4 separate regions of the Mus musculus genome follow, and all the other regions are linked to region 1. The links are chromatin loops, found by intact Hi-C in ENCODE. Cell type or tissue: left cerebral cortex. All regions are shown on one strand. Each heading gives the region's core, and the rest is flanking DNA. Links, peaks and the distances in the headings are about the cores only. Region 1 overlaps Otud7a (OTU domain containing 7A). Region 2 has its middle 100 kb from the start of A26c2. Region 3 holds the start of Otud7a (OTU domain containing 7A). Region 4 overlaps 4930554H23Rik (RIKEN cDNA 4930554H23 gene).

Evidence for each region. A loop is a pair of places that touch in the nucleus more often than their neighbours do. Peaks named below come from ENCODE experiments on the same cell type or tissue, not always from the same donor. Only the 100,000 strongest peaks of a DNase experiment are listed, where the experiment ranks them.
Region 2: a loop joins it to region 1, with 2.7 times the contacts of the local background. A loop is called at or near these places in 2 of 42 quality-filtered maps.
Region 3: a loop joins it to region 1, with 3 times the contacts of the local background. A loop is called at or near these places in 3 of 42 quality-filtered maps.
Region 4: it touches region 1 in a loop (4-fold over the local background); 3 of 42 quality-filtered maps call a loop at or near these places.

The regions. Positions count from the first base shown.
Region 1 is chr7:63,583,167-63,591,009 of GRCm38, reverse strand. The region is part of intron 1 of Otud7a (OTU domain containing 7A); the gene reads right to left. Among named protein-coding and RNA genes, the nearest start is that of Otud7a, 140 kb to the right of the region's middle. In left cerebral cortex, for the core only: a CTCF peak has its summit at 4,297 (motif pointing right); DNase peaks (open chromatin) are centred at 4,012, 4,344, 4,550, 4,777 and 1 more place; H3K27ac peaks cover 1,171 bases.
Region 2 is chr7:62,920,229-62,928,071 of GRCm38, reverse strand. No RefSeq gene overlaps it. Among named protein-coding and RNA genes, the nearest start is that of A26c2, 100 kb to the right of the region's middle. In left cerebral cortex, for the core only: CTCF peaks have their summits at 3,221 and 5,629 (motif pointing left); DNase peaks (open chromatin) are centred at 2,975, 3,176 and 5,631.
Region 3 is chr7:63,441,785-63,449,627 of GRCm38, reverse strand. It overlaps Otud7a (OTU domain containing 7A), which reads right to left and starts at 4,856. Exons shown (of 14, transcript NM_130880.1): 1 at 4,701-4,856. 4930554H23Rik (RIKEN cDNA 4930554H23 gene) reads left to right here and starts at 5,099. Exons shown (of 10, transcript NR_131089.1): 1 at 5,099-6,065; 2 at 6,239-6,448. In left cerebral cortex, for the core only: CTCF peaks have their summits at 2,480 (motif pointing left) and 4,072; DNase peaks (open chromatin) are centred at 2,376, 4,145 and 4,931; H3K4me3 peaks cover 2,954 bases; H3K27ac peaks cover 2,085 bases.
Region 4 is chr7:63,342,329-63,350,171 of GRCm38, reverse strand. It overlaps 4930554H23Rik (RIKEN cDNA 4930554H23 gene), which reads left to right. Exons shown (of 10, transcript NR_131089.1): 8 at 79-133; 9 at 2,103-2,276; 10 at 5,113-5,480. Among named protein-coding and RNA genes, the nearest start is that of 4930554H23Rik, 98 kb to the left of the region's middle. In left cerebral cortex, for the core only: a CTCF peak has its summit at 3,905 (motif pointing right); DNase peaks (open chromatin) are centred at 3,869, 4,324, 5,109, 5,473 and 2 more places; H3K27ac peaks cover 3,661 bases.

The sequences.
Region 1 (7,843 bases), core at 1,682-6,681:
TCTGCAGCATAGACAAGGTCAGAGATGCTTGTGTCTACCAAGGACAGGGTAGGCATGGTGGTGAGAAAACCAGCTGCTTTAGGAGACACTGGCAGAGGATGGAAACAGTGACACATGGATGCCTGTAAGATGTTCCCAGTGCTGAGAAATGTCCGAGGATAAGGGAAAACCCATGGGCAGGAGAGTGAAAAGGCCTCTCCGGGACTATGGCAGAGACTGGTAAGAGTTTAAGCCCATGTAGGAGAATCAGGGATAGGGTATAAACACAAACTGAGAACAAGGGAAAAAGAAAGGAGAGGAAAGGAGTCCACCAGGAAAAATGAGAGGAAGCAGGACAGAAAAGAGGAAAGTAGGGAAGAGAAGGACAAAGAAAAGAGGCAGAAAAAAGAAAGGAAGAGAGAAAGAGAATGAGCGGGGGAAGAGGAAGGAGGAGAAACAGAGGACACAGAGAACACATCCTAAGATGTGCCAAAACCACCGAGGACCTGAAAGTCCCCACATGTTCCTGCAGAGGGCTCACTAAGCCAGGCTTTCCAGCTCCACTGCTCAGGTCAAGGGCATTCTATAGTCAGGGACCATAGGATAAAGGCCCAAGGACTGGAGGACCAGAATTGGGGCTCAGAAAGCAGAGAGCTAGTGAACAAACTTGGATACCAAGCCCTAAGTGTACTAGAGAAGAGGGTAGCAATTCTGAGAGGTACAGACATCCACAGAGGTACCAGCAGTATCTGGGCTGTGGACAGATTCAGCCAGGCAGGCCTGGGGTACTTGGCATAGGGAAAGGTACAGGGGCAGCTATAAGATTCCATGACACACATCATATTTACTGAAGAGTCCTCTCTGATCCCAAGATCTCTGTAGTGAATTCTGTAGCCAGAATACCAAAGGGGATTGGTATCCCTGAAGAATAGAGCACATTGTCCAAGTGGAGTCTGCAGCCAGAGTGCTAGAAGCACTGACTATGGCTGACCATGAAGCTGCTTTCTCCATGTGGGTGCAGGCCAGGTGAGGTGGAGCACAAGAAGTCTCAGGATACACTTTTGTTTTATATATCTTCCTGTGTGGCATCTACATGCATCCTGCCACCCATAAAACATTATGAAGCTCCCTAAAAAAAGTAGGGTTTTGTGAGTATGCACACATAATCATGTGTTTATAGATGTGTAGATGCATATTATAAACACATGTGTCTGGAAATAGCAAAGAAAAGAAGCTGTAGTGGAACATATGGCCTAAGTTCTTTGGTGAGACAAAATGAAATAAGATAAAGCTCTCCAAATAGCCATGTAAGTATAAATGTAAGAAAATGTACAGAAGTCCAGTGTGCCTTGGGAGACAGAACTGAGCCTAGAAAAGACTAGAAATGGAGCCATTTGTTATCACGAGCAAACTCTGACTTTGTAATAAAAATAAAGAAGAAAAATGTTGCTAGTCTATAACCTCTCAATGACAGGATTCCAGAGAACTGTGATTTTCACCTTTGTCCTTTTATGTATTTTCCAACTTTCCATAATAATTATCTTCCATTTTTGAAAGAGTTATATGTTATTATAAGAAATTATAGACATTAAATAAACTCAGTGGCATTCAGCATTAAAATTCATTTGTTATTCATCCTACAAAAGGTATTTTTCTAGTTGAGTCATGGTTGATCCAGCTGAATGGACAAGTACCCAAGACCATAGTTTTGTATATAACTCAAGAATTTTTCCTAAAATACCAGCACCTGTCACTGAACCACTAGTCCCTAAATTCTAATCAGTGACATAGCCATGGAGTACAGGCCTGGGAAATTCTTAGGAGCCACATTAGAGCCATGCAGAATATTTCTTTCTATTGTATCACACCCTTGATAGACCCTCATCACTACACAGGACAAGAATGAGTCCTCAGGGACAGGGACACCGAGGGCATGGTCAACACCCGAGGACAGGTACACAGGAAGGGCTTGCCTGGACTGTAGCTTGGTTCCAAATGTTCCAAGAAGGGAAAACTGTAGAAATTCATAGGGATGCCTCTCTAGACAGAGAAGAAAGAAAGAGACAACAATACAAGAAGAAGAAGAAGAAGTTTCTGTGGTCCCTGTCAAGTATGGGTGAAACACTCAGACAGAAAGAAAATCCAGCAGGAAGAAGCTCTAGAGCTGACATAGTAGTCACTGAGAACCCTGTGGATAGAATGGGTGCAACAGGCAGAACATTCTACCAGGATTAGCAGAAGACGCACTTCTCCAAGTCTACAGGTTTTCCAGGATAGACTTAACAAGTCTAGCAAGACTGAGAACATATCAAACATTTCCCTAAGTACAGTAAAATTGAACTAAAGGCCGTTAAGGAAATTAAGAGAATTCACAGAAAATGAGAAAAATAAAATAATTCACAGAAACATGGAAAATAAACAATGATCTCTTAAACAACCACTGTGTTTAATCAACCATTCAAAGGTAATACCAATATTCTTAAACTATTCAACAAAATAGAAGGGAACATCCCCTTCTCAGAGATAGTATCTCACAATGTAGCCCTAGTTTGTCTGGAACTCACTATGTAGACCAACCCGCACTCAGTCATGTGACAGTCTTCTTGCCTCTGTCTCCCAAATGGCACAAATTATTCTCTGAGGTTATCATTGCTGTCGTCATAAAATAAAGATAGCACAAAAAATTAAGACCATGATAAACATGGGTGAAAATATCACGAACAGAATACTAGCAAACCACATGTAATACTGCATCAAAAAGACTGCTTGCCATTACCAAGTAGTATATACCTTTAAGATGCAAGGATGGCTCAGCACACGAAGTTATCCAATGTGCTACACCACACAGAAAATAAAAGGAAGACTAAAATCTGCAAGGTCTGATAGACATAGAACAATCACAAAAATCCAACAATTTTTAATGACAAAAGCTCCCATAATTTCGGACCAGAAGGAATTTACCTCCACACAATAATGGCCCCTGTGGTAAGCCTCATGACATCATAAGGATAAGGTCAAAGACAAAACAAGATGCTCATTCTGCCACTTCTATTCACAGGATTGTAGGAGTCCTAGACAGATTACTTAGACAAAAAGGTATGAAAGGTCTGCAAACTAGAAAGGAAGACATGAGATCATCTAGGCAGACGAGCCAATATAGAAAGCAGAAAAACCACAGAGAAAAAAATACTAAAAGTGATCAATGAATTTATTACAATCTCAGGATATGAGAGAAACACAGCACCATCAATGAACTAATACAAAAGAAATTAAGAAAACAATCCCATTTACAATACCAGCCAAAGGGATAAAATCCTTAGGAATCAACTCAACCAAGAAGTTAAGGCTTTAAAACACTAAATAATGAAATAAAAGACACGGTTATACATAAAGAGATCTCATGTTCAGAAATTGAAAAAAAATATAAGTGTTACAATGTCAATAATACACAACTGATCTTGAGAGTCAGTGCAATCTTTGAAAAACATCATAATGGAAATCCAATTGAAACATAAAAAGAGAAACTGTAAATTTGTATGGAAAAAAAAAAAGACCTTGAGTACACAGGAGAATTTGAACAAGAATAAAGTTGGAGGCATTATACCTCCCAATTCAAGTGTATTAAAAGCCTGTAATAGTCAAAACCACATGGTACTGCTCTAAAAGTAGACATGTGGATGGTGGGGTGGGTTGAAAGCCCAGACAGAGCAATACAGATCAAGTCACATGATCCTTTCCAAGGCTGCCAGAAGACCTGATGAGGAAAAGGCAGTCCCTCTAACAAATGGTGTTGCAAGGCTGGATAGTCATAGCCAAAGAAAGAAAATGGACTTAATCTTACCTTACACATTCAAATCTTGCCCCAGATATTAAGATGCAAGCCACATACTTGACAAAGGATAAAAACAGATTAAGTTATCAAATATAAGTCCTGAGAATTTAAAGTTTTGTTTTTTTCAAAGAGAACATAAGGGAAACTCTTCTTGCCTTCGGTCTTGGAGATGCTTCTTGGCTGTGATCCCAGAGCATTGACAAGACGGACTTCATCAAACTAAGATGCTTCCATAGAGAAAGAAAAGCCAGTGGGATGGAAGGTAGCTGGCAGGACGGGGGACAAGGTTTGCAAACCATACAAATGGGCTAATTTTCAAAATCTGTAAAATATATCTAATTCATTAGCAAAAGCCCACTGCACAATCTATTAAAAATGGGCAAAGAACTGAACAGACATTTCTCAGAGACAATGTAGAAATCCCCAGCAGGTATATGGGAAGGGCTTAGCATGCTTACTATCTAAGAGCTGCAAACCAAAACCACAAGGTGTCACTGCGCGCCTGTCAGTTAGGGAGCTGTCATCTACACACCCAAGGATGACAACTGATCCCAAGATGAGGAGAAAATAACATTTTGTTTGGTCACTATGGAAAAACACCATAGAGGCTCCTAGACAGGAGTAACCTGGGCAGCCATATGGCACCCAGTTACATTTTTTTTTTTTAATGAAATGGGAGTAATCACTCTCTGATGTAAGACAGGCATGGTAACTCATGCCTGTAATCTCAGTAATAGTGAAGCTGAGGCAGGAGGATTAATGAGAGTTCCAGGCCATCTGGTGCCACTACACTGTGAGTGTGGGATAGTGTGGGCTACAACTTATCTCAAAAAAAAAAAAAAAAAGAGTGAAAGGGACTTGACACACACCATCTGCTATACACCTGGGGTTATATAGAAGGCACTCACTATTGAGCTATATAGATCTTTGTACAATACAGAGAAATCAGACATCAGTGTGTAAAAGCATAGGCCACTGATTGCCCCTCATCCCTTTGGGCAAAAACAGCTCTACTGAGAAAATCTACCCACATGTCATATGATTCATCTATTAAAGTATACACTCCAGAGGTTGTTGGTTGCTGATTGCTGGCATGTTACACTGTTTTTTTTTTTTCTTTTTTCTTTAGGGAAATTTTAAATAAACTGTGTCATTTTAAGCAAACAATTTAATGACATTCAAACAGACTTCTTCAGAGAGCTGCATGCCATCCTTGTACAGAGACCATGGTAAGCTTTTCTGTGTCACTCTCTTTAGTTTATGTGCTGGGGAAGCAAGTGCTTGGTCTCTGGCAACGTCAAAGATGAAGCTAAAGGGAGCGAAAGCATTTGCAGCCATTTGCAAACTGGATGTCAATCAGCAAAGTCTCACCTCTTTAACCCCAGTCTCACACTTCATAGGCTATCAGTCAGGATGGGTGGGAGATTTAGATCTGGTGTTCTGAGATAGGGCCTTTTCATGTAGCAAGGCTGACCCCAAAATATCTCTCTCTCTCTCTCTCTTTCTCTCTCTCTCTCTCTAAAGATTTATTTTTAATTGTTCAATGTATATGAGTGCTCTATCTGCATGTACACCTGCATGCCAGAAGAGCATTACATTACAGATGGTTGTGAGCCACCATGTGGTTGCTTGGAATTGAACTCAGGACCTCTAGAAGAGCAGGCAGTCTTATCCACTGAGTCATCTCTACAGCCCCTCACCTCAAACTCTTTATTTTGCTTGTGTCCACAAAGTGCCATGGTTATAGAAATATGCTTCAACACCTGGCTAGATAGTAGGCTTATGTATAAAACATAAACCTATGAGATGTTAGAATAAAATATTTGGGGCATAGGTCTTTGTGACCTTGATAATAAAACCAATACATTAAACATTATCAAAGTTAAAGCTCCATGAAAGATCCTGAGGCATAAAAGTATTTATTATATATTTCCAAACAGCTACACAAAAGGATTTTGAATATTTTTCAAACAGAAATGACAAATGTTTGGGGTAATGGATATGATGATAAGTGTGATTTGTTCATATTATACATTGCACACACTTATCAAATGCAATGCTGAGACCTACAAATATGCAAGTATATATTAAACATATAAAATATAAATATATATTAATATATATTAAGGTAAAGAGAGAAGTTATAGGCTGAGACAGACTTACAAACCACATACTTGACAAAAGAATTTAGTCAAATTTATAGTGAACTCCTGAAATCCAACACTAAAGACAGATGATCAATTAGGGCATGGGCAAAGGAGAAGAACTATCCCTACTCTGTGTTGGACACATCTACATGTGTTGATGCTCAGGGCCTTTGCTTCTTTGGCTAGTTCTGTCCTTACTCCTTACATCAGAAACCACTCAAAAGCCCTGCCCACAGCCGTCCCTCTCCTGACTTCCTGACCAGCCCCTGTGCTTCCCTGGGTGGCCCCCTGTGACATGGCATGACATGCCCCCTTCTCCCAGGAACTGTGAACAACTGTCCACTTCTCCCTCCCTTCCCTATTTCCTTACAGTAGCAGGAATCAATTGCAGGGATTTTCTATGCTAGACAAGTGCTGAGTCACACCCTCAGCCTTCTCTTTACTTTTTGAAAGGTGGAGAAAGGGCTTCTCATTAAGTTCCAAGCTTAGCCTTGCACCCACTCTGTAGTCTAGGCTGCCCTTGAGTTTTCTATCCAGAGGAACTGGTGGTAAAGGCCTGTGCTATTCTGCTGCATCACAACTATCTCTTCAGTGGCAGTCAGTTCCCTGAACTACTGACCTTATTAGTTGACAGATTTTCAGCTGATACATAATCATGCATTCGTGAGCATGTGTATGTCTGTGCTTTGGTTCCTTGAGACCCCAGTAACACCAGATTGGAGCATTTTCTTGCTTCAGCCTCCAAATCTCTGTGATTACAAGTATAATCCATAAAGCCCAGATCGATCCTTTCCTTCCTCCTTTCCCCAATATTTTCTGCCCCCCCTTCTTATTTCCTTTTCTTCTTCTGGAATTGATCCTAGGATCTTGTCCATACCAGGTAAAGGCTTTAACACTTTAATCCTGAGCTAAAGCTCTAGTCCTCACACCATTTTAAAGCAACTTGTCTTGGAGATTATGACCAGATTTCACATACTCAGGCCTCCTCCACTTACAAAATATACTTCCATTCTTAGTCACAGTTTTTTGATTGCTTCATCAAACCCAGAATTAGAAGGGATCATTAGAATATGAATAAAGAAATGGAGTTACCATTTCCAATTTGCTTCCCACTGGAAAGAATGAATCCAGCAAGGCTCTGTTCCCTCCCTTACACTTTGTATGATGTCCCCACATCAGAAGTTATATGGGGAGGATAATAAGTCTGCGTCCATTGTCTGAGATTATGAGTAATTCTTCCTACTCTGTTTATGGCTCAGAAGAGATCCCAGAACAGACGAGACTGTGGAAATCACAAAGACAGGAGTACATAGTGATGAACAGTTTATGCCAAATACCATAACCTGGCTAGCTTAGGGAAGAGCAAAGCTAGAATTCTCTAACCATACACAGGGTGTGGGTGTTAAAAACAGCTTTGGCTTTACTAGTGAGCAGAGGAGCCAGGCTCTTGGTTACTGCCACAAGGTACAGACCATGAGAGGATGGGCTCTGGGTAGGCCAGCTTTAGTCTGCAGCCTATTTCCTAGGGAGGTAGTGTCATGCAGGGAGCAAGAGTGCTCCTTGGTGCCTCTCATTCTCCCTAGGCTGTGGGCAGCATTGCCTGTTCCTAATTTTCTATGTCTCCCCTCTCCTGCTTCTTCTTATTTATCACCACTGTCCATGTTTCTGCGAGCTCGTTTGCTATAAATCACCTTGAAGGCACTAGATCCTCTGGGGGGAAATACATTCTACAATGTCAATTGTGCGATGGTATCAGTAATATCTATTGAGTCCTGAAAAATGGAAAAACACAGATCCAAGACTACAAAAGGTTTCACCTTCTCAGCATCTCTTAGAGCAAGCTGTCTGCAAAGGCCTCGCTGGCTTTAATTTTGAAGGGGGAGTC
Region 2 (7,843 bases), core at 958-5,957, 660 kb after region 1:
ATGAAGAACTCTCTGCTCCTCCAACACCATGTCTTCCTGTGTGCTGCCATGCCTCTCACCATGATGATCATGGACTAATCCTCTGAAATTGTAACCAGCCCCAATTAAATATTTTCCTTTACAAGAGTTGCAGTGGTCATGGTTTCTGTTCACAGCAATGAAACACTAAGACAGAGTGTCACAATAGTTATCATCAAAGTATTCACTGGTTCTTTGAGTGCCAAAATGATAAAACACTAATTAAAGAACTGAAATTCTGTAAATTTTACCAAATTACAACTCATGGTTACAAATTAAGCACATGCTGTTAGTTTTGCCTGATACAAGGTTGCTACAAATCTTTGCTATGTAAATCTAACCATATAACTAACTAACTAACTAACTAACTAACTAACTAACTAAATATGAGGTAGACCTGTGTATAATTATGCATAGAGACTGACATATAGCCTCCAAGGTCTTGTAGAAGAATCCAGGAGAGGTAAATTGTGCATGGATATGATAACTCTAGGCCATAGTCCAGACAGGAAGAGGTGAGGGGTCAGGAACAGTGGAAGATTTAAAGATGTTTTAGAGCATCAATGTTAAGATGCATCTTGCAAGGACAAGTAGACTCCAAATAGCCAGCCTGATAAATATTTACATATCCATGCAAAATATGTGTAAATAAATATTACAGATGTAGATGATTGTATAAAGTTATTAATATCTATCTGTAAAATTTAACAATTTACTCATAGAAATGTGGCCTAATATGATGAGAAATACAAAATAAATGTAACTATGTATTTTGTAAGGAATACTGATAAAATGCATTTATAAATATGTAACTAATGCACATATATATAGTCAAGTATATGAATAAATAAATATGTATGTATAAAATAAACATAAAAAAATGAAACACAGTATTACAGTTTCACAAACACCACCTGCAAACTTGGATTCTTGGGCAGTGGCAGTGGGCCTTTTAATCATCTCTGAAAGCAATGAGAACTAACATCTCTAAAGACCACTTTGTTGTCAGTTCTAGGTAAGTCTCTGCTGGAAACAAGGCTGTGCACACTTACCAGATGAAAGGGCACAGTCCTCCAGCAGGGACATGTTCTCCTCTCAGCAGAATTCTCACCTAGAAGTCCTTGGGGAGTATACAAGGCAATATTTACAGTATGGTCCAGGTGTGTGAAAGTGCAGCTAGTACTCTTCTTAGACACAAAATCAGCTGTGTACCAACCATCAGAGAGAGCTGGCTGCCATGTATATGTACATAGAGAAGGTAATTGATAGCCTTTCTAGGTTTGCTTGACAGAACTCAATTGTGGTCATTCAAAGGCCAGGGAATGGCACCAGATGAAAGAGATAAGGCACTTCTGAGGAAAATATGTCCGTCTAATAATAGCTGGCCTTAGTGATTCCTGCTAGGGGGAAATTGAATCTAGCTTAATAGTCGACTACAGAGCTTAGGATTTCCTCTGTCATTTAACTAGTGGGCAATGCTCTGTTGTTTTCTGACCAAGACCATGTCTGCCAGGCATGAGAATCACATTCATAGTCAGTGCTGGGTTCTGCCTCCTCAGTAGATATAATACCGAAAAATCAAATAGAACCAATGCTTATGAAGCAAGGAAAGCTTACATGACACAGTTTCAAACTAAGAATCCAATATGTGAGTCCCTCAATAATATGAGCAGGAACTGTCTCTATCTCTGTTGTGAGCTTTTGGAATCCTTTCCTATAGCTAGGCTGCTTTGTCTGGCCTCAGTGGGAGAGGATGCTCTTAGTCCTGTTGTCAGGACAGGGTAGGTGGGTACCCAGGAGGGTTCTTTTCTCTGAATGAGGGGAGGTATGAGCATGCAACTTGGAGGAGAGGAAGGAAGGGGCCCGCCATCAGACTGCAAAGTGAATAAATAAACAAATTAATGGAGGAAAAAAAAGACATTAGGTTTTGTTCCAAAGGGTTTGTGTTATAATCAATTGTGCTATGAATAGGGTCACAGTTAATCTTTGGACTGGTTCATGCTTGCTTACTTCTCCAGCATAAATCCCCAATAGTAAATCAGTGAGTTTAATTGGCAGCCTGTTCTCTGGACAGGCTGTATCAATACCTACTCCTCAGCAGTGTTTGAGGGCATGTTTCCTGTATGTTTAACAACAGGAGATAGTAGAAGAAGTAGACTTAACGTGCTGTATCTCTGTGCTTGCCTTGGATGCTAAGTCAACGGGTTCAACTGCTACAACTGCAAAAAAAAAAAAAAAAAAAAAAAAAAAGATGTTGCCATTTGTGTTTGTGTAACCATGTAACCATTGTGTTACCTCCAAAGGAGTAATTATAAAGTACACAGTTATCAAGGAAATTAAGTACTACTGTGTTGGTTCCAATGAGGTGTAGATACACAACACAACTGCCCATGTATTTGGAAAGAAGAAAAAATTCTCTTGAAGTATTTTCACAAGTCTGCTGCCGAGTCATGCTTCTAGTTTTGGAATTGCTTCCTTAGGTTATTTACCAGTGTCAGAATTAATATGAGGGCATTTTCCTCACCATAAAATATTCTTTTTATGTAACAATCTTGAACTTCTTATATTTTTACGCATGATTCTAATATTTTCTCTAAGTTTGCATGTGTTTTGTTTAAATGTATTTATAATGTCTGTTGGTTAGAGAAGTGGTCTCTGTTGCCCAGTCTGACCTCCAACTTTTGATGTTCATGTGATTCTCCTGCTTCCTGACCCTCACTTAGCCGAGACTTTAGGGTGTGTCAGCATTCATGGCTTGTGGACATTTTGTTTCAAGGCAGAAAGTTGAAAAAAAAACCAAAAACGTGTTTTCATGGAGCTGGAGAGGTGGCTCAGAGATCAAGAACACATTGCTGCTTTTGCCCAGGACCAAGTTCAGTTCCCTGAACCTATATATAAGGGTGAGTTGATGAGCTTTGCCTTGCTTCCAAGTCTGTGATGTCACAGGGATTTGGAGATATCATTGGGGTAAAATGTGCCGGAATTTGACTTAGATGGAATCCACAGCGTACACAGACTTGGGAAGGAAGTATTTCTGTCTACACTCATAGGCATATATTTATATTTTTAAATGAATTTACAGTGTTCATAAATGTATAAATATGTAAATACACATCTCAAGTAGATGCTTATTCTCTGGGCTCAGTTTTTAAAACTGTGTCTCAGGATAGGCTGTACAATAGCACCCACTTGTGGTAAATATAGCAATTGCACCCTTCTCTCAGAAGGACCATTCCCCAGTGGTTGATTGCTCTGTTGTCCTTTGTGAACTAAAAACAAACAAACAAACAAACAAAAACAAAACAAAACAAAAAACTGTCTGAGGTTTGGTATTGCGGGCTTCTGTACAGAGTACTGCAGTTGGACCTCTGTAAGAACACATGTGTGGGTTTGGCATCAGGACCGAAGCAATCAAGTTTTGGTCTTCTATACTCATGTAGTTCTGCCCATATGGAACTGGCCCTAGGGAGCCGTAGTAAAAAGTCCTGACCTGTTCACTGAAAAGAAGCTTCTGCAAAGACCTGCGTTTAGAACACTTCCACTTGTTGAGCATCTTTCCAGACAAAGGCTTCATTCTACATTATTTTCTGTGCAATGAACTCCTAGCAGTGCAGGTATAGAGGTTCGATTCTAAAGCTCTGGACTTAGACACCCATGTAGATGTGAAATGTCTGTAGACAAACCTGTGACCCTGCATGGGAAGTAGACAGAAGTCTGGCTGACCTTTGCCTAGAATGCCTGCTATGTCACCATCTGGGCGTCAGGCTGCTTGAGATCTAAAGTGAAAACTGCCAGGCCATCGTCCTCGTGGCCACCTCAGCATGGGCAGACACAAGGGAGTCCTGCATATGTGCATCCAGATGTTTTTATATTCACTTAGCAAGTTGAATATCCATCTGTATTCAATCATGCCCATCCTTTTCTCACATAAAAATGGATCTGTATATAAATGTCGATATGATGGAAGACTTGAGGCCTTTCAGAATACTGCAAGGGATTTCGTGTAAGTGAACATTTACTGCAGTAGAAAAACCTTTGCCTTAGGTGGCAAGTACAGCTTTGATATGCAATATGAAGTTTGCACTTAAATAGATATTCAAGCAAATTGATTTATTAATGTGGATGTGTAAACTGTTGACTGGGGAAGATGAACAAACACCAAGAAACCTACAGTTACACACCTGCAACGTGTTCTCATGCTGAGGGGTTTGGGGCCTGTGTGATTCTTTTGGCAACTCTGGAAGGTGAATTCTAATGGTTCCTCCCCCCCCCCCCCCAATCAGGGTAATGTTCTGTTAAATATCCCTGACCCAGTGTCATCACTCGATCTGAAGAAGGTAAATTTGGTTAGCAAAACTTACAGGACCAGACATTCTAGAAAGTGCTTAGAGAGGCCTGAAACACTGTGCCTGCCTAGGTAGATATTGCATCTGCTGGTTTCTCTGGGACAGAACTCAAGTTTGTTGCAGATTACCACTGGGGTGGTGCAGATAGTGTAAGTCGAGGTATAATTAGGATAACTATACAATTTTGGTAGGATAGTCCTGCACTGAGGATTGCCAGGGGCTGGGCCCTCAACCCTAAATGCAAGATCACACCACACCACACACACACACACACACACACACACACACACACACGCTTCTGTTCATCTGTCTGAAACCATCATGTCTATGGTTGTGCCTCTGAAAGCAGTCATTTTTTTGTGTATAATTTATCATTTTAAGGTAAGGAACTTTATTTAAGAATATTTAATTGTGGTTTTACTGGGGAAGAGGGGCAGTTTTTGTTGTTTTATCCAGTGAACCAACACCAGTGGCGTTCTACCTACTGAAAATGTTGCAAGCTGTTTGCTGACTCTGAAAGTTCAAAGGTAACTGCAGTAGACCTTACTGTTAATTTAGATTATGTAGAAGCTAATCAATGTGTATTGATTTAAAAAGCCAGAGTCCTTGAAAAAAATCAATATAAATATCATTTTCAGTCCTACTTAATTTGCATGATTTGACTACCCCCAATCTCCTACAATTGTTGTTTTAATCAATGTTTTGAGTGCTGTGTGTTGTTTTCAACAAATGAGTTATGATTTGACCAATAATTTAATATTTTATTAAAATCTCTGTATTAATATATATGTATATATGTACACACACACACACACACACACACACACACACACACACGTCAGGGTTTTTCTGTTTAAGAGCCCTGGCTGTCCTGAACTTTGTAGATCAGATTGGCCTTCAACTCACAGAAAATGCCTGCTTCTGCCTCTCTAGTGATGGGATTATAAGAGTGCTCCACCACTTCCTGGCTTCATATATTCTATTTTGATCTTGTTTTCTCCTCCCTCAAATCCAAGATCCTCCCAACCACTCTATCATCCAACTTTATGTTCTTCTCAACAACAACAACAACATCAACAACAACAACAACACCCCCACAAAACCCAATAAGACAACTACTCCTGGTCATGGGGCCTGCCTGCCTGGAGTGTGGTTGATATACCCAGTGACACTACATTGCAGAAAACTAATTTTTCCTTTGACAGCTGGTATCAATTGCTAATAACTTGCTTCTTTAAACAACCACAGGTGGGTGGTGTATTGGCGCCCTCCTGTGGTAGAGGTAGCAGCTGTTAGTTTACAGAGTTCATTAGGGCTGACTTCTCAGGTTGCCTTTAGAGCTGTGCAAAATTGTTACAACCCTAGAGACCACACATACTAATATACTAATGACATTATATAGAGGAATCAGGTGTGTGTGTGTGTGTGTGTGTGTGTGTGTGTGTGTGTTGTATGTGTAAAATAGTGTAAGGTGAGGTATGCCCAGGATAACTATATATTTTTCTAGGATAGATCTGCACTGAGGACCTCTTATGTTGTGTGTGTGTGTGCACATGGTATATGTATATATATATACCTCCTAAATATCACTGCCTCTAAATACACTTTCTCTTTTATTCACAATAAACTTTCTCCTACAACATATCTAGGTGCAATCATGACCTTTCCTATTTTATTTCTTTTTATTGAGTTGTGGGGCACCAGCTGTACTATGCATAGCTGCAGGGCAAGAGCTCTGTGTGAGAGCAGGCTGATGTCTCTGGCTGACTTCAGAATGCAGCACAGTATCAGCCTTCCCCCCCCCCCCCTTCCTCTACTCTGAGGCTACACTAACCACAGGTCTCTTGGTTTCTATGTAAGCACCTTTTAACATTCCACAGAGAAGAGAGAGTATATGCTCACCTTTCTGTACCAGCTCTCTGCATTCACTTCTCAGCAGGATCTGATGTTTCATAACTTGTCTCAGTGTCAGGATGCTATTCTTTTTACGGCTGTCTCGTGCTCCCCTGTATATCTGTATTATATTTAAATGTTACTTTTACTTCCGTGTTCCTCTTCACTGTTTCCATGTGCTTTTCGTGCTACCGTGAATGAGTTTGTGATGAACACAGACATAGAAGTCTTCCTAAGACACTGGTTTCATCTCCTCCTGAATGTGTGCTCATTATTGTGAAACTGCTGCATCACAAGGTAGATACATTTGCTTAACTCTTCAAAGAACCATCATACGGTTACCCATAAAGACCATAAAAATTTATATTCCAGCCAACAGTGTGCATCTCTCCAGCACTTACTATCTTTAGTCTGTCTGACAGTAGACACTCTAGTGAGTGGACTGATAACTCATTGTGGCTTTGATTTATAGTATCCTGATGACCAACACTGCACATTTTTATACATCCATGATGGTTAGTCTTCATTGTCAACTTGACAAAACCCAGAATCACTTTAAAAGACATCTTCAATGAAAGGTTATCTGTATTGGGTTGCCTGTGGGCATTCCTATGAGGGTTTTTAATTGGGGTAACTGAAATAGAAAGACTCCCCATGAAGGTGGGTTTCATCATTTCAAGGGTTGGACTCTCTACTAGATAAAGGAGAGAAGGTCACCTGAACACAGACAGGCATGCGTGCATCCATTTTTCTATTTGCTTCTGATAAATATGACCAACTCCTGCCTTGACTTCCTCATAATGATGGGACCCCGGAAGTGCAATTCTGTAAACTGAATAAATTCCTTTCTCTAAACAGTTGTTTTGTCAGGGTACTTTTAGTATCGTTAAACTCAGACAGTATCATCAGCCTTATCTGTAGGTCAGATAAGAAATTGAGAAATATCTGTTTATATCTTTGCTCATATTTAAAACAGCTATTTATTCTTGGTCTGTTGAGTTTTAGGTTAGTCTTGGTAAGTATCCGAATATGTTAATCTTCATGAGTGCAAAATTACTGCCACATTTATCTTGATTTAATGGCTTTTGTGTGCTGTTTCTAACATCTGAAGATACTCCTCTGTTAGTTTGTAGGGAGTTTATTATCTTTCATATAAGCGTGAGAGTCTACTTAGAGGTGATTTCTGTTTATAGCATGAAGTTATATTCAAAGCTCTTCTCTGGGTAGATACTCAGTGCATGCTATGCTATGTATTGGAAATGTGTTTTTCTCATCTCACTGTAGAAAAAAAGATGGATAAGTAAACAGACAGATAGATACATACATACATACACACATACATACATATATACATACATACTAGACATATTATTTTAGTTTATTTTCTATTGCTGTGATAAAATACTATGACAAAAGTCAATTTGGGAAGGAAAGAGTTGATTTGGCTCACATTGACAGTACATACCAGGGGAGCCAAGGCAGAAACTCAAGGCGGGTACCTGCAAGTCGGACTGAAACAGTCATGAAAGTAACACTGTTTATTACTTGATTTCCCTGACTTGCTCTATTGTTTTCTTAAACAAGAT
Region 3 (7,843 bases), core at 1,345-6,344, 140 kb after region 1:
CGAGTGGATAGAGGAGAGCTTGGGGAAGCAGGTCCCACAGCATGCCCTGTGCAGCCTCTTCTCCAGCATGCCTGATGCAGACATTGAGTTGAACAAACCTTCAAGGGTAGCACATTACCTCAGGGGACAGTGAACAGAGCCCCCCCCCCCCCCCCCACACACACACAGAGCTGGTACTTGGGACAGGTATCTGTGCCTGTGTCAGGCAGCCTCCTTTCAAGTATGCCTTTCAAACCTAGTTTAGTAAAGGAGGAACTGGAGCCAACCTCACCACGGTAAAGGTGGCTATCCTGTAACTACGTGTGCAAGTGCAGTAAGCTAGTAAAATGAATGAAACAGAACAGACGAGGAAATGAACCGGAAATGTCTCATTTTATGTTTCCTAAATCAAACACGGCAATCCCAGCCACCTATAGCCATCCAGTTATCACACTTCCACAGCATTGGTAAGGCAAACTTGGAACAGAAAAATTATGCTCAAGTAGAAAATAGTTTCTTGGGAAGAAAAACTCAATCCTCTGAACCTACACAGTGGGTCTGCTTAGTTTAACATGCAAGAGCTGTGTTAGCGTCCATGTGTACTTTGTTCTCAGAGAATGGAGTGGTTACAGCAAAGGCCAGGGCAGCAGGCACTGGCATTGCGTGGAGTTCCCAATTTTACCAGATAAGCATTTGGGGATGTAGGAAGCAAAGTGTTTCCCTTTGTCATGAAGAATCTGGGGCATGATCAAGGTGTGCCTTGCCCAGAGAGGCTGGCTGAGAGATGCTGCATGGTCCATACGGTCCCCATCCTTGGCTCCACAATTCTGCTTTAGTTCAGATATGTTATGTACAAGCCAGCCAGCGAAACACACCTTCACTACATAGTCAAGGTGACAGGTTGCATCCAGCCCTTCCCTAGATATTTTTTTTATTCTCTCATATAACACATCCCAACCTCAGTCTGTCCCTCTCTCCACTTCTCCCAGTGCGCCCACCCCGTTCTCTCCCTCAGATCCACTACTCCTGTTTCCCTTCAGAAAAAAAAAAAAAATAAAGCAGGCCACCTAGGGATATCAACGAAGCATGGTATAACAAGATGCTATAAGACTAGGCACCAACCCTCGGATTTGAAGACATTTATAGACCACTTCACCTGTCTGTTACTATAAATGGTAAAATGGTAAATTGTAACAAAGGTGGCTTCTCCTGGTGTTGTTCTGTCATGTCTGCAATAAGACCATTCTATTCTTAGTCTTACACACAAACTTTCTGGGACAGAGCAGTTGATCAATGGGCAAATACTCTTTTCAGGGTTCAAAATATTTTCAAATTAACTATAAAAAGAGACATGAATATTTTCTTTCCATCTAAGTGCCCGTAGGTTTCTGGATTCTATTTGAGCAGAATTTTCTTTGGTTGCCCTCGGCTATATAGAGTAGTAGCTTTATAAGTAATTTGCTACCTTTGTTTTTAATGTCTAGTGGCACTTTATCCATGCCCATCTGCAGCACTCCGTGTAAAAGGCCTGGCCCAGCAGAAAGCTGAAAACTATAGCATTACCATTTGCTGCCTGGCAAACCAGTAATTTGGTCTTCCAGGCAATTTCAAAGGAGTAGTAAGTATTCTTAGAGCCAGGGTACCTGGAGAATTCTCTAGTGCGGTGCCCACTAAACTTTTCTTTCCAGCTATGAGAAATTACTTTGGTAGGTAGGATCCATCAGGAGCCTTTGGGGTTCAGTAGCACAGCTGCACACTACAACAATTACGGAAGTCATGAGGCATGCCCACAGGAGCTGCCTAAGGTAAGCCTCAAACAGACCATGGCCATCTGAGTTCACAGCCCATGAGGCACAGCCTCCCAGGGTCACATGACTGAATAACTGGAGGCGTACATTATGGACATATCAACCACATTAAGATTTTAAAAAAAAGTAGTTGTTTACTTTCTCTTGTTCTCATTTTCTAGGGGATAAAGCTGAACATTGATTAAACATTTGCTTTTTTCCATCAGAAAGACCTCAAGGCTGATAACCCTGCCAAGGAGGGCAAGCAGGTCACCTGGGAGGTACCACAACACAGAGAGCCTGGGTTTGGTCAGTTGGAAATGAACACCAGGGGCAACTGTTATGTAGGAGGTTGCCAAGGGTGGCTCTCACCAGCACACAGGACTGCATGTCGATGAGGACAACTCTTGTCTCCAAAACAGTACTCCTGAAATCAAGTCTTCAGCCTCAAGGTGTGGTAGGTACCAACAGCTATTCTTCAAAGACAGGGGCAATTCAGAAGGCTCACACTGATGGCCCCCACATCTGGCCACTCAAGTGCATATCCTCTCTGTTTTCCATTCCTTGGGCACACAGTGGGGGAGGGGGAAATTAGGAGATTATGCATGAGATACACATACATGCACACACAGGAACCACCCATCCAACATAAATATTTGGTAATTCTCTCCAAGCATCTGGTAGAGGCACAGCCAAGGCACATCCAGCACGCCCCCTACTGGTTTGGCAGGAGCTGACTCAGCCTTTATTCTATGGGCCTAAGTCAAGGATGAATGACCTTAAAATCCAGAGGGACAGACAAAAATGGCAAGATAAAGCAATTTGGGCTTCTTAGAAATGAAGAGCATAATACTCAACTAAATACATTTCAGAGATGTTTTCAAAATGTTACAGGAAAAAAATGTTACTAATCCCTATACATCTAGAGGAAACAGTTAGTGTTGAGTATTCATAGTTACAACGAATAAATTCTCACAAGTGTACAGGTGGAGACGGTGGATACAAAGGCCACCATAGTTTCAGAGACTCAATTTCCACAGTACATGGCACTAAAACCACTCACCCCTGAAGGCACTTTAAACACAGAAGGATCTTGGCACCTAACACGAGCTCAAGTTCACAAGGCAACCTGTGTAAGAGAAATACCACAGAAGAGCAGTACCTGTGGCCAATTTCACTCCATGGGTTATTCTCTCAGCATACCGCTGTGAATAAGTTTGACATTATCAAGAGGTCAGAGACTATGATGTACACATTGCTCACTCACTGGTGGCTGCTCCCTCTCCTCCTCCAGCAATGGGGGGGGGGGGGCTCAGAAGTTTACTTCCCAAAGGTACATCTGCTACCTAATCTAGGCACAGTTGTGATTAGTATGTAGCCAGACTCCATGAAGTAATGATTTGCATTCACGATCACCCTGAACACCAAAAGTCTACAGTAACCACTATTTCCAGGGTTCCAGATTCAAACCTTCCTGTGGCATATGGCACTAAGTTCCTTGCAAACCCAATATGATCACACTAATAATTTAAGGCATCCTTATTTTAACCAATTAGGAGGTGCCATTAATTATTAAATACAAAAACATCAATACTTTGGTCTCTTATTAGATCTCCTTTTGATACAACAGGCCTAAGTAGATGTTCGGACTGTCTTGGGAACTAGCTTTCGGCTGTTCCCATAAGAGCAGATACTAATGGCATACTCATATAATCAAATGAGGGCATGCTGCTGGCATTTATTGAGGAATTTTCTTCCAGAACTTGGTGTGCTGTGTAGATCTTAGGCTCTCATATTCCTTGAACGCTTTGGATAGGTCTTGGGGTCTGGTGGGACACACAAGTGCTAAAAGAGCCCTAGAGTAACCAGCACCTCTCCCAGGCACACCCTAGACGGGGATGTTGGTGATGGAGGAACCCTTCAGATTCACCTGAAGCAATCAAGGCCTGCAACGACCCTGCTCTAGTCCCATTGTCTGCCTTTGCCTGGACACACACTAAATAGATTTTTTAAAAAAAAGAAGTGTTTCCCATACAGGTCATTTTCATTAACAGAGATAAGGCAAGGTACAAGCATGTACTGCCATACCTGATGGATCTGTGTGCTCTGGATCAGCTGATTTCCAGACCTGTAGGGACACATTTTCTTTCAGCCACTCTCTCAAATGTACTAATCTTCAAGCCAACAGAATAAAAACTGCACTTTATGAGGTTTTCGAGTTTTGAGCGCAGAGAAGCAAATTCGATGGCTAAGATTCTCAAAGAGCTGCAGTAGCTGTACCGGTCGGGAGGAGGGTACACTTGAGCGGTTATGTCCAATGAAGGAAAGTTTTAGTTAATGATGACATCACTGACATCTCCCAAATTTAAAGGAGCACTTAAAGCACAGCAGATACAATTTTCCCCCTCCAGTGAGGAGATACTAGGGAAGGCCTCTGGGTTCAGAGCCAAATTGCATCAACCCTTCGCAGCTGGCCAGTCAGACCCAGAGAAGTACGCGGGGGCCACCGTGACCCACGTAGCCATAGCCCCTGTGCAAGCCGCCTCAGGCGCCGCTCTGAGCTAACCCTGCCCTTCGGACCCCCAACGCGCCCCCACGGACCGAGGGCCCAGTCCCGCGCGCTTGCCATCACGTTCCAGTGCGGAACCGCGAAAAGGGCCAGGAGGCAGCCGCCGGAGCCAGCGGGAGCGCCGCGCCCTACCCTCGCCCGGCTGAAGCCGGAGCCGGTGCCCGTGGCGCCCACGAGATCCCGAACTGTTCCCGCAATGCAGACGCGCAGTGTGAGCCCTGCGCCCCCAGCGTCCTGCAGCCCCTGCCCAAGCCCACTCGCCTCCCGGCCAAGCGCAGGGCGACCCCGCGCCGCGCGCCCCATCGCACCTGCCCGCTGCGCCCGGCCCGCCGCCCGCCGGCAGCACCGTGGCCAGCGCCGCTTACCTGCCGCGCAGCCCGCCGGTCCGCCCGCAGCGCCGCAGTCGCCGCTAGCCGACTTCCATCTTCCCTGGCTTCGGGAAAACCAGATCAGCTGTTCCGCTCGCGCCCAGCCGCGGCCCCCTCCCCAGCTGCCGCGCGGCGCCCGGGCCTCTCCTCCCCCGCCTTCCTGGCTGCGCCGCGCTCCGCCCCCCGCGCCCCTCCGCTCCGCCCGCGGTCGCGCGCAGCGCCCGCCTCCCGGCTCCGTCCGCGGCCCCGAGGCGCGCGCCCTGCCTTGACGTCACCGCTTCCACCGTGCCCCGCCCCCGCCGAAGTGGTGCGGGTAGGGGAGCGCGCGTGCTCGTGGCCACCGTTGGCCTCGGTCGCGCCGAGCTCTGCGAAGACGCGCTAGGACCCGCTGTGTCCCCATGCACGCGCTCCCATGTTTGCCCCCTTAGGGTGTAGCCTTTTGAGGTTGTCCCTGGACTTAGGGAAACCCACCCTCCCCTCTGCCCTGCTCATCTTTTCTCTAGTGGTCTGCATTCACCTTTGGTTTCTTTCTCTGGGCTGGCTCTCTTTTTCTAAACACCCTAAACTTTGACTGTTTCCACGCCCCTCTGACCTTCCCCTATTTCTTTCCCCATTAATAATGTTTACATGACTGTTTTAGACGTTTCCTCCGTGGTGACTGTTTAAGACTTTTCCTCCAGCCTGATATCAAGTGGATGCCACTGCTTTCTGCCCTCTCATTTAACCGTCTTGGTGTAGCTTTTGCCTGTTAGGTTCAGAGCTGGGCGTTTCCACATTCTTGGTCTCTTGTTCAAGAAACTGAAATAACAGTGCATAGGTATAGCAAGCTAACAACAAAACAAGGCCATAGTACAAATAAGAGATATACACAGCCGACAGCGGGCCACATCAGTGAGCACACTCAAAGGCCCTTATTATTTGGAGGGTTCATTCTATGGTCTTCCAGAAAAGGAGACATTTAGTTGCTAAAGGATGTAGCGTCAGTGGTTCTCTGTTTTGATTGACAGAGCAGATTATGTAAGCCATTTGTCACTATGCACGTCCTTTCCTATAATGTGTTTTATTTTAATCATATGCACACCCAACTTTGCATAGTCATAGGATGGTTAAATGGTGTGTTCTTCCTAAAAGTTCACTCAGAGCACATCTTTCCTTATTGCATATACACACAAGACTAGTTCAAACTGGATTAGGATTCCATTCTTATATAGCTGGAATCTAACTGAATAGAAACTGTCGATGTCTAACAGTCTTTACAGGAAGGAAAAACCTATTCCACTGTTTCGAGTGGGGTGTAGATACAATTCGGTGCAAATGGATATTCAAGGTTGCCAACGGGTTGCTAGTGCATCGTTAGGAGAGGTGTGTATAACTAAAGTTCCAGATTGCTAAGCTGTGCTTTATGCATAACTTTCTCAACTTCTCTGAGACACTTTTCTCCATAATTTATCAAGATCAGTATTTGAACTGCTTTGTGTTGAGAAGGGGACTAAAGCTGAATAAGGCAAAATCCTCTTTCCTGTTCTGTTCCTAAGGCTGTTATATCTCCTGGATCTCCATTGGTGAATGCTCAGAAAATTTCTCATGCTACAAGTCAAACTGAGCACTCCCTTTGCCTGTTCCGTCAATCCTGGTGGCACTGTTGGAGGAAGGCCATTTGGAATTGAAGTTGTTGGGTTCTGAAGACATAAACTGCATACTTATTGAGAAGAGGAAGAGTCAGGGAGAGGATAGATATCCACTAGGTAAGGGCACTGGGAAAGCCCAGGTCTGTACTGTCAAGTTGTATTGTCCAGGGTTCCAAGTCGGCTTCTCTCTGGAGAATAGTTTTGGTTTTTTTTTTTTTTTTTTTTTTTTTTTTTTTTTTTTTTTTTCCCCAGACTTGTCAACATAAAGGGACCTGCTCAATGACCACATAAAATTTAGGTCAATTTTACAGAATAAATGGTTATTTAGGGCACTAATAGTTCAAGATAAATTTAGGTCCTATCCTGCAATGTGTTAGCTCTCCACAACCACAGATCAGACATCTGCCTTATAGAATTCTTAACATACATGTGCTATTTAATTCTGGGAACTTCACTTCAAAGTTGTCCTTTCACTGCTCTGGCAGTTTGACTGATAGATGCCCTGTATAGGTTCATGAGTTTGAACACTTGGCTACCAGGTTGTGGTGCTGCTTAGGATGTTAGGGAGCATTTGGGAGATAGGGGTGCCTTACTGAGGGAGTGTGGCACCACCTATAGCACACTTTGAGGATTTATAGCCATAACCTACTTGCTCTTCTGTTTTCTCTCTCATTCTCATTCCCTCCCTCCCTCCCTCCCTCCCTCCCTCCCTCCCTCCCTCCTCCCTCCCTCCCTCCCTCTCTTTCTCTCTTTTGCATGTAGATGAAATGTTCCTGCCTCTGCTGCCATCTCCAGCCTAGCCTGTTGCCATGCCTTCTACACAGTCATGGATTCTATCCTTCTGGAGCCATGTACCAAAGAAAACTCTTTCTTAAAGTTGCTTTAGGTCATGGTGCCTTACCACAGCAAGAGAAAAGTAATGAATAAACTGACCAAGTGTTACATTTTACTCTTGAAGAGACCCAATGTTGTCTTATGGCCCGCAGAGCAAGGGAAACTCATTCCCAGATGCAGTTAATGGGCAGAAAGGAAGTCTTCAGGAGAGAGAAACAGTTGACAGAGCCATTAAGGAATAGATCCCTAGATCATATTAAATCACGTGTCTTGATCAGGATCTGGTTTTACTTTATTTTGTATTCTATATCTAATATATCATTTATATGTATAATGCATAACTGGAATATTAGACCTAAAGTTAAAATAATCAAGAAAGGAACAGGTAAAGAAGGCATATGAATTAGTCCAAAGACCTCTGTAAAAATAAATACTGCTTAGTCATGTGGATTACATGTGCCTCCCACATCTAGAGGAATTTTTACACATGTAGTCTTAGAGTAGAAGTAAAATTGGAAGTTTGGGTGGGCAAACAGATACAATAGAACCCAATTAGTAGCACTTCACTAAAGCCAAGATTAGCATTATTTTATCACTAAGATGATGTCAAAGAGAACTCCAAATACCTTGAACAAATTTTAAGTATCAATTAAAAAAGTATTTTAGAAGTATAAAACA
Region 4 (7,843 bases), core at 1,262-6,261, 240 kb after region 1:
TGATGGTGGGATATGTAGGATAGATGAACGTGGGCAGGAAGGAGGATAGTGATTTGTGTTACCTTCCCTTGTGTCTAGGCAACGGCAACATAAAGCCTGGAGAGAGACAGTCTCTACGTGGAAGGAGAATGGAGTGAGTATTTTACTTTCCTGTAGACTCCTGCCCCAGTGCATCCAGTCCCAGGTTAGCTCTCATGGCTTCAGGTTCCAGACTGGAAACTAAAAACTCATATCCTCATGGCTGCAAGCACCAGGCTAGGTATGTCTCTGGTCTCTGTTTCTGCTGAAATGTCCAATTCATTTATATTTGGTGGTGTTATATGATTCAACCTTTAATTTTACTATTCAAACTTTTCATATATTTTTCAATATATGTGTTACTTCTTTCCTCTCTTTTCAAAATGTTTTAACTGTGTGCGTGATATATGTGTGAGTGCATCTGTGCACAGCACATGAGAATCCAGGCATGTGTGTGATATGCTCTGTGTGTGAAGGTCAGAGGACAGCCTCCACTCTTAGTCCTTGCTTTCCTTGTTTTGAGGCCTTTCCTTTTCTTGTTGTATACTAAGCTTGCTGGCCTGAGAACTTCTGGGAATTCACCTGTCTCAACTTTGCTGGGATTACGGATATGCAATACCATATCTAGCTTACGTGAGTAGGTTCTGGGAATTGAATCAGCGCCAGACCACGCATGGCGAGTGCTTTGCTCACCAAAACATCTCCCTTATAAGTGTTGTTTTTGTGTATGTGACCCCATTTTATTACTTTCTTTTTACTATATTAAAAAATAGGCCATGGATTTGAAGGGGAGCAAGGAAGGCCTTGGAGGGAAGAGAGAAATGGAGGAAATGATATAATCATATAATCTCAAAAATAAATAAAAGAAATAATGACTTTAAAAAGTCACTTTTAGTGGTTTATCTGAATATTACAGATAGCTAATTAGAGCAAAAAGCAGCAGTTTGGCCCCAACAAAGCTATATTCCCCTGCTGTTCTATGCTACTTTTAATATTTAAATGATCTCTAAGCAACAGGAGCCTTGTATCCCACCCATTAACCCATCATTGTGCATAAATATATGATCAAATGCAATAATAATATAAAATACTTTATGTAAGTGCATTTAAATAAGAAAGAGCACTTTCTTTAAAGTGTTCTATATTATGTAATTTTCTTTACATGTGCCTTCTTTGTGTATAGACCAAAGTCACTGCTTGGTCCTGTCCCTTGCAATCTGCTCATTGGGTCTGTCTTTATTAAAGGGTAGTGTGGCTGACTGCAGAATACCTGGCATACCTTCTTCAGTCCTTTGCTTTGCTCCCTCCCTCCCTGTTTTCGATGCATCATCCCTTCAGAACAAATGCTAATTTGTTGTTCTTCTATACTTGATGAGTCATTTTTCTCTTGCTTTCAAGAATTTGTTTTTCGGCAGTCTCATTATATTTTTAAGGTGTGATTTTTATTTGAATTTATTTTAGAGCTTGTTGACTGTGCTGATGGGTTATATAAATTAAATCTGACATCCTTCCAATCCCTGTTTACTTCAAAGGTCTTTCCCCCTCTCCTGTCTTCTTTCCTGGGGTCTCTGTTCAATTTCTTTTAAATATGTCATTGCAACTGGATAATCAATGTTGATCTATCTTGAAGTTCACCTCTTTTTCTTCTGCCAACTCAAATTGCGGTTGAACCCCTCTTGTGAATTTTTCATGCAAAGCCCTTTAACCTCACAACTAAAATTGTTTAAACCGGTTGGTTTAGCAGTTAAAATTGTTTTACTTTCTAGATATATACTGAAATTCTCCATTTTTTAACCACAGTGGTCCTACTTTCCTTTTGACATTCAAATGTAGTTTCTTCTAATTCTATGCCTGTTTACAATAGCTACATTGATGTTCTTGCCTGGGGAGTCAGTCTGGGCATCAAAGTTCTTCTCCTTCCTGCCTGTATTCCAAAGACTGGGAATTCTAGAGCCTGTACAAACTGCAATACTCTCCATACTCCACTCCTCCTACTACCCACAGGTTACTGGTTCTGGGACTGACTTTTGCTTCTGTTATTAACAGACTTATCTGTGCTAATTCTCTATGTTAATCTCCTCTAGCCCACACAGCTGAAGATGTGTCTGCTCATGGAAAGAAAAACTGGTTTCCATTCTTAAGTCTGACAGCCCGTGGCTGCACGAAGGCAGCATTTCTTACAGACCTGCCAGCACCTAGCCTGGATTTGTGCATAACACTCTTCACTGACTAAGGCTGATGGCTTTGCATCTGAAGCAGTAAGTATACTGACTGTCCAGGGAGTTTAGAAGTCTTCTTTGGTCCTTGGTTCCTATCTTCTGGCTTCTGTTTCTGGATAAGAAATACTCCACTGTCTCCTTTATGTTACATTCAGTTAGAAACTGGGAGATGCTTTTCTGTTTTTCTCAGCTGTAAGAAGACACTGGAATCAGAGCTGAACTGTTTCCCACAACTCTGTTTGTTTCAAAGTCTCAGTTCTAGGCTCAGGCTTCTGGTAAGGGTCTGACCTCTACTTCCAAGATGATGACTTGGATTGAATGGACATCCCCAGAAAACAGAAACAAGGTCTTCACACAACAGTAGAACAAAAGAGAACAACCTAAAACAATTAGGATCTTCATAACACCATTACTCTTTTTTTATTAGATATTTTCTTTACTTACATTTCAAATGCTATCCCGAAAGTTCCCTATACCCTCCCCCAGCCCTGCTCCCCTACCCACCCACTCCCACTTCTTGGCCCTGGCATTCCCCTGTACTGGGGCATATAAAGTTTGCAAGACCAAGGGGCCTCTCTTCCCAATGATGGACAACTAGGCCATCTTCTGCTACATATGCAGCTAGAGACACGAGCTCTGGGGGTACTGGTTAGTTCATATTGTTGTTCCACCTACAGGGTTGCAGACCCCTCAGCTCCTTGGGTACTTTCTCTAGCTCCTCCATTGGGGGCCCTATAACACCATTACTCTTAACCTTCCCCAGCAGGCCCTGCCTTTCAAAATGCTTCCCAGAACATGGACTTTCCAATACAAAAGCTTGGACACATTTGGACAGCAGTGTGTGTGTGTGTGTGTGTGTGTGTGTGTGTGTGTGTGTGTGTGACCCAGCTCTTTTCTGGTGACCTTTGTGTGTATTTCCTGATATGACTACTTCCCTAGAATACATAGCTCATGACCCTCTATAAAATTACTCTTTAATATCTTGTATTTACAGTGGTCAATGTTTTAAACATGTTTAAAAACATATTTACATTTGGTCTTTAAAGGCCTGGACTCTTATAAACACAGTGTTATTTATGATAGATCTAGGAAGCTCACAAACTCTTACAAAGCTGGTTAAACTTGGCCTGTTCTCATATCCACACCGTGGAGAACTCAGTCTTTCGTTATCCACATGCCACAGTTTATTTCTCTTGTTCTTGCTATTACAACTGCCTATGCCCTACTGCTCTCAGTGCACTATGAAGCCCATTGAGCAGCAGCATCTCTCAGTTGTATCTCCAGGCTTAGCCTATCTATCCTAGCATACAGTCACATGCAAGTCAGCACTCAGTAGTGTTTGGTTCAGTGGAGTCTTCATCTTCCTGGATAACTCACCTGTTTTTCTCACCTCCCATTCTCCATATGGGCCAAGAGGCCCAGAGTCTTCGAGGCCTGAGTGTCTCTGACATTCTCTAGCTTGTGTCTGTGAACATGTGCGGATATTAGTCATCTTATGCAGAACAGGATATATCTGTCACTTCTCCCCATGTGAAACCCTCCCTTCAACAGGATTTATTTTAAGAACTGTGTGAGAAGAGATAATTTCACAGGCAACCCTGTGAAAATCCAGTTTGTCAACATTAAATTCCTGTTTCATCTGATTGTTCTGAGCGCTTGATCACCAGGGGGCGCTATTGATCAGGAGGCTCACCCAGTCCCCGCTGCTGACTGTAGGGCTGACTAATGAAGCTATGTGACCATGCAGGTTCCCTAACCTGTATCTTGACAAAATAGGCGAGTGTTGTTTGCATCATATTGAGAAGCACGCTGTGTCCATTTTTGACTGGTGGTAATCTTTGACATCCTGCGTGCTGGGTGGCCACTCTGGTCCTGACTCACTGTTTCTGAAGTGGCTGGGCTCAGCCAGCTCTTCACTTTTCTCTAGATAGAATTGAACCACATCAGAGGACTTTTTTCTTTTCCCTCACTGATACACAGAGAAGGAGTAGGGTGTCTTCCTCCTCCACACTCTGGGGCGGCTCAAATTGGGTGAGAAACGCCACGGGTCTGATTCTATGCTGCCTCAAGCTGTGCAAAGTTCTGTGCATCAGCTGGGAGGAATCGCACCCCTTCCTCCACACACCCACACCGGGAGTTTCTATAGCAACTTTGGAAGAGGAATTTCCAGGACTGCAGATCCTGTCACAGTAACCCAGTGCAGGAAGAGAGTGTGGTTTGAGGAGGGAGCTAAGGAGCCAGAGCCTAGAGCAAAGCTGGCAGTGTGGGGTGATGTTCTACAGACAGCCAGGATGCTGAGGGGCCAGGAAGTCTGGTCCAGTCCCTCCTGGCTTCCAAGCAACTGGCAACTCAGAAGCAGTTCTTGAGCATCTTGTAGATAATAATTGCACTTCAAAGGTGGTTACAAGGATTAAATGGGGGAGCTTTGTAGGCTTCTCATTTGATCTTTTCTGAGAATCCCTGCAGGCCAGGCCACAGTTGAGTCCAGGGGAGGGCTGCTTGTGGGTGTCTGTAGAATAGAAAGGCAGTTATACAAGTGGATAGCTTGATGAAGAGACAAAAATATGAATATCAAAGCATTCTAGCCACAGAGATGATGTTTTCTCTCCCACTTTTATATAATGACACTATTTATGGTAGAAAGGTTTCTTTTAGCTTTTAACTCTGTTTGGACCCCCAAAGGAACCTTTCAACTACATACCACTCCACATCACACATAAACATTCTAAATCTGAAAATCAGCACGCTTGTCTCTTAACACCTAGGTAATGAGCATTAGACATTTATTCCAGCCGCGAGTCTATATTGCAAGCTTCCTACACCACACACCCTGGGGAGTGGGGAAAGAGAATGCTCAAAACCTTTTCCCTTATAGGCAGGAACCAGCAAGAGAGATGGGATGTGTGAACCATGTCAGCCACCGCTGTGCACCTTCAGAAGATAACAGACGTGCCTGGGAAACCTGTGAACCGGCTCTGTGGGACAGCATTGGTGTCGGATGGGCCTTGAGTGGATGCCACGTGAATGCAGAAGGCAGTTCAGTCAAGGACAGAGGCAGAGATGCTGGGTACTTCTGAGGTGTCAAGAATCCTGGAGACAGAGTTCTTCCAAGGCTGACCCCATTATGCCTACAATCCCCATAAGCTCTCTTCAATAATCCTCTGACCTCCTTTCTCTCAAGTAGGCAATAATCCCTCTTCTTTGGCTTCTGTGAGGATTAAGTAAATCAAGAAGCCATCAGTCTCAGCTCCTGGCATTTAACAGATTCTATGAAAAACAATTTTAAATGTAGAAACCACAAACTGTGAAAGTTGGGAGTGGATACAGTGCAGGAATAAACCGAGGGAATTACCTGTTTGTGTGGGTGGGAATTAGATGAGAAGATAGCTTTGGGACATTTCTCGAAAATTCGGTAATAAAACATCCGCTGGCGGCTCCTACCCAGGTTAAGTGAGACAATGGGAGTTCACCTTGAGACTTTCTTCTCACACTAGGGGTGTTAGGACAGGAAACCAAGCTTTTCTTTCACACAGATGTGTCTGGGCTGAAGCTTTGTCCCTATCCCCTCAGCTTATTTATTTTTCCCTTTTTTTGAGAATAGATTCTTTTCTTATACAACATATCCTGTTCACAATTTCCCCTCCCTCTACTCCTCCCAGCCCCTCCCCCACCTGCCCTCCAGATCGGCTCCTTTTCTGTCATTAGAGAAGAACAAGCTTCTAAGAGATAACAACCATACGTGACAAAATAAACCATGATGAGATAAAACAAGAACTATCACATCACGGTTGAGTGAGGCAACCCACCAGAAAGGAAACAGCCCCTGAAATCCGGCACAAGAGTCAGAGATCCACTCATTCACACACTCAGAAGTCTCATAAAAATACTAAGCTCAAAGCTGTAATATATACACAATGGGCCTGCGCTGCAGAGCTGTGTAGGCCCTGTGCTTGCTGCTTCGGTCTCTGTGTTCATGTGAGCCTTGGTCAGTTGATTCAGAGGGACTTGTTCTTCTGGTGTTCTCCATCTCTTCTGGCTCTTACACTATCTCCACCTCTTCTTCAGTTGGGTTGCTTGAGCTCTGAGGGATGGATTTAATGGAGGCATCTCACTTTGAGCTGTGCGTTCCAAGGATATTGGCAGTGGGTCTCTCTGCCTTTGCTCCCATTTGCTGCAGAAGGAAGCATCTCTGATACTGACTGAATAGGGCACCAATCTATGAATATAGCAGAGTATCATTAGAAATCATTTTCTTGATACTTTTATTTGTTAGAACAGTTGTGTTTGGTGTGGTAATTTATACTACTAGGCATCAAGGAAGATGTAGGGAGAAAAATCTATCTGCTGTTTGGGTGCTCAGGTAAGCTTGGGATGAGGTACTTAAGAATGGCGCTTCAGGCTTGACAGGCCCAGCATCTGATGAGGCCAGCACTGTTGACCCACCTCCCATTGTGCCCTAGGTCTCTGAGGCCAGCTCTGTTGACCCACCTCCCATGGTGCCCTAGGTCTCTGTGAACATTACTGGACGTCTCTTCTAACTTTCTTTTGCTCCTGAAAGAAGATATCTGACATTTTCTTCAGATATCTCCCTTCAGACTACTGTCTATACAGTCCTCCTATGTTCAGGGGACAGGCATATGTGTAACCACATGGACAGCTGTGAGGTACAACTTACCCTCCAGGTGTTATATTAAAGGGTTCACATGTTATAGGGATTTTGCAATAAGAGTTTTGCAATAAGTAGTATTGGGCTCAAATCAGAATACAGCAGAAAAGTTGGACTGCGTAGTCAAGGATAAGGTGAGGATAGAAAATAAGGTATGGTGAGAAGAGGGTTTGTGAGGTAGAGGTGCATACTACCAACACTGAGGTCCTGAGTTCAATTCCTACAACCCACAATGTGAGAAAGAACCAACTTCTACTACCAGCTGCTCTCTAACTTGAGCATGCAAGTCATGGCACGTGTATGAATACACACACACACACACACACACACACACACACATACACAGAGAGAGAGAGAGAGAGGGAGAGAGAGAGAGAGAGAGAGAGAGAGAGAGAGAGAGAGAGAGAGAGAAGGAGAATAACAAGAAAATTGCTAAGCTGAAACTCAGGAGCAGGGAAATCCTGGTTAATGTACCTAGCAACTAGCAGGATTTCAGACCATGGGCACTGTGGATATCACCTGGGTCAGGGGATGGGGGTGAAATACCTGATTATGTAGCCAGGGAGAGAGATCATATATTAAAGGTGTAGGATTTCAATGATCTCTGCTGCAAAAATGAACTCATAAGTACCAGAGTCAAAGCTGGAGAAAAAAAATTCAATGGGTCTGACTGTAGGATCCACTAGATTTGACTCTGTGTCTTTGCCTGAGATCTCACCTTGCTCAGCCTCATCTGGTTTCTTGTCTATCCTCTTGTCTTTGGCCAACGGTTCTTCTAATATGATTATTAGAAATCCCACTTCAGGGTCTTCTCTTGAGTCCACAATCTCTCAGACAGTTGGTTTAGAAATGATTCTAGAAAGTCCATTTTTAACAATATGTTGTAAGTCCCATACATCTACAAAGTGTATACTGATCATATCCTTCTATTATCCTATCT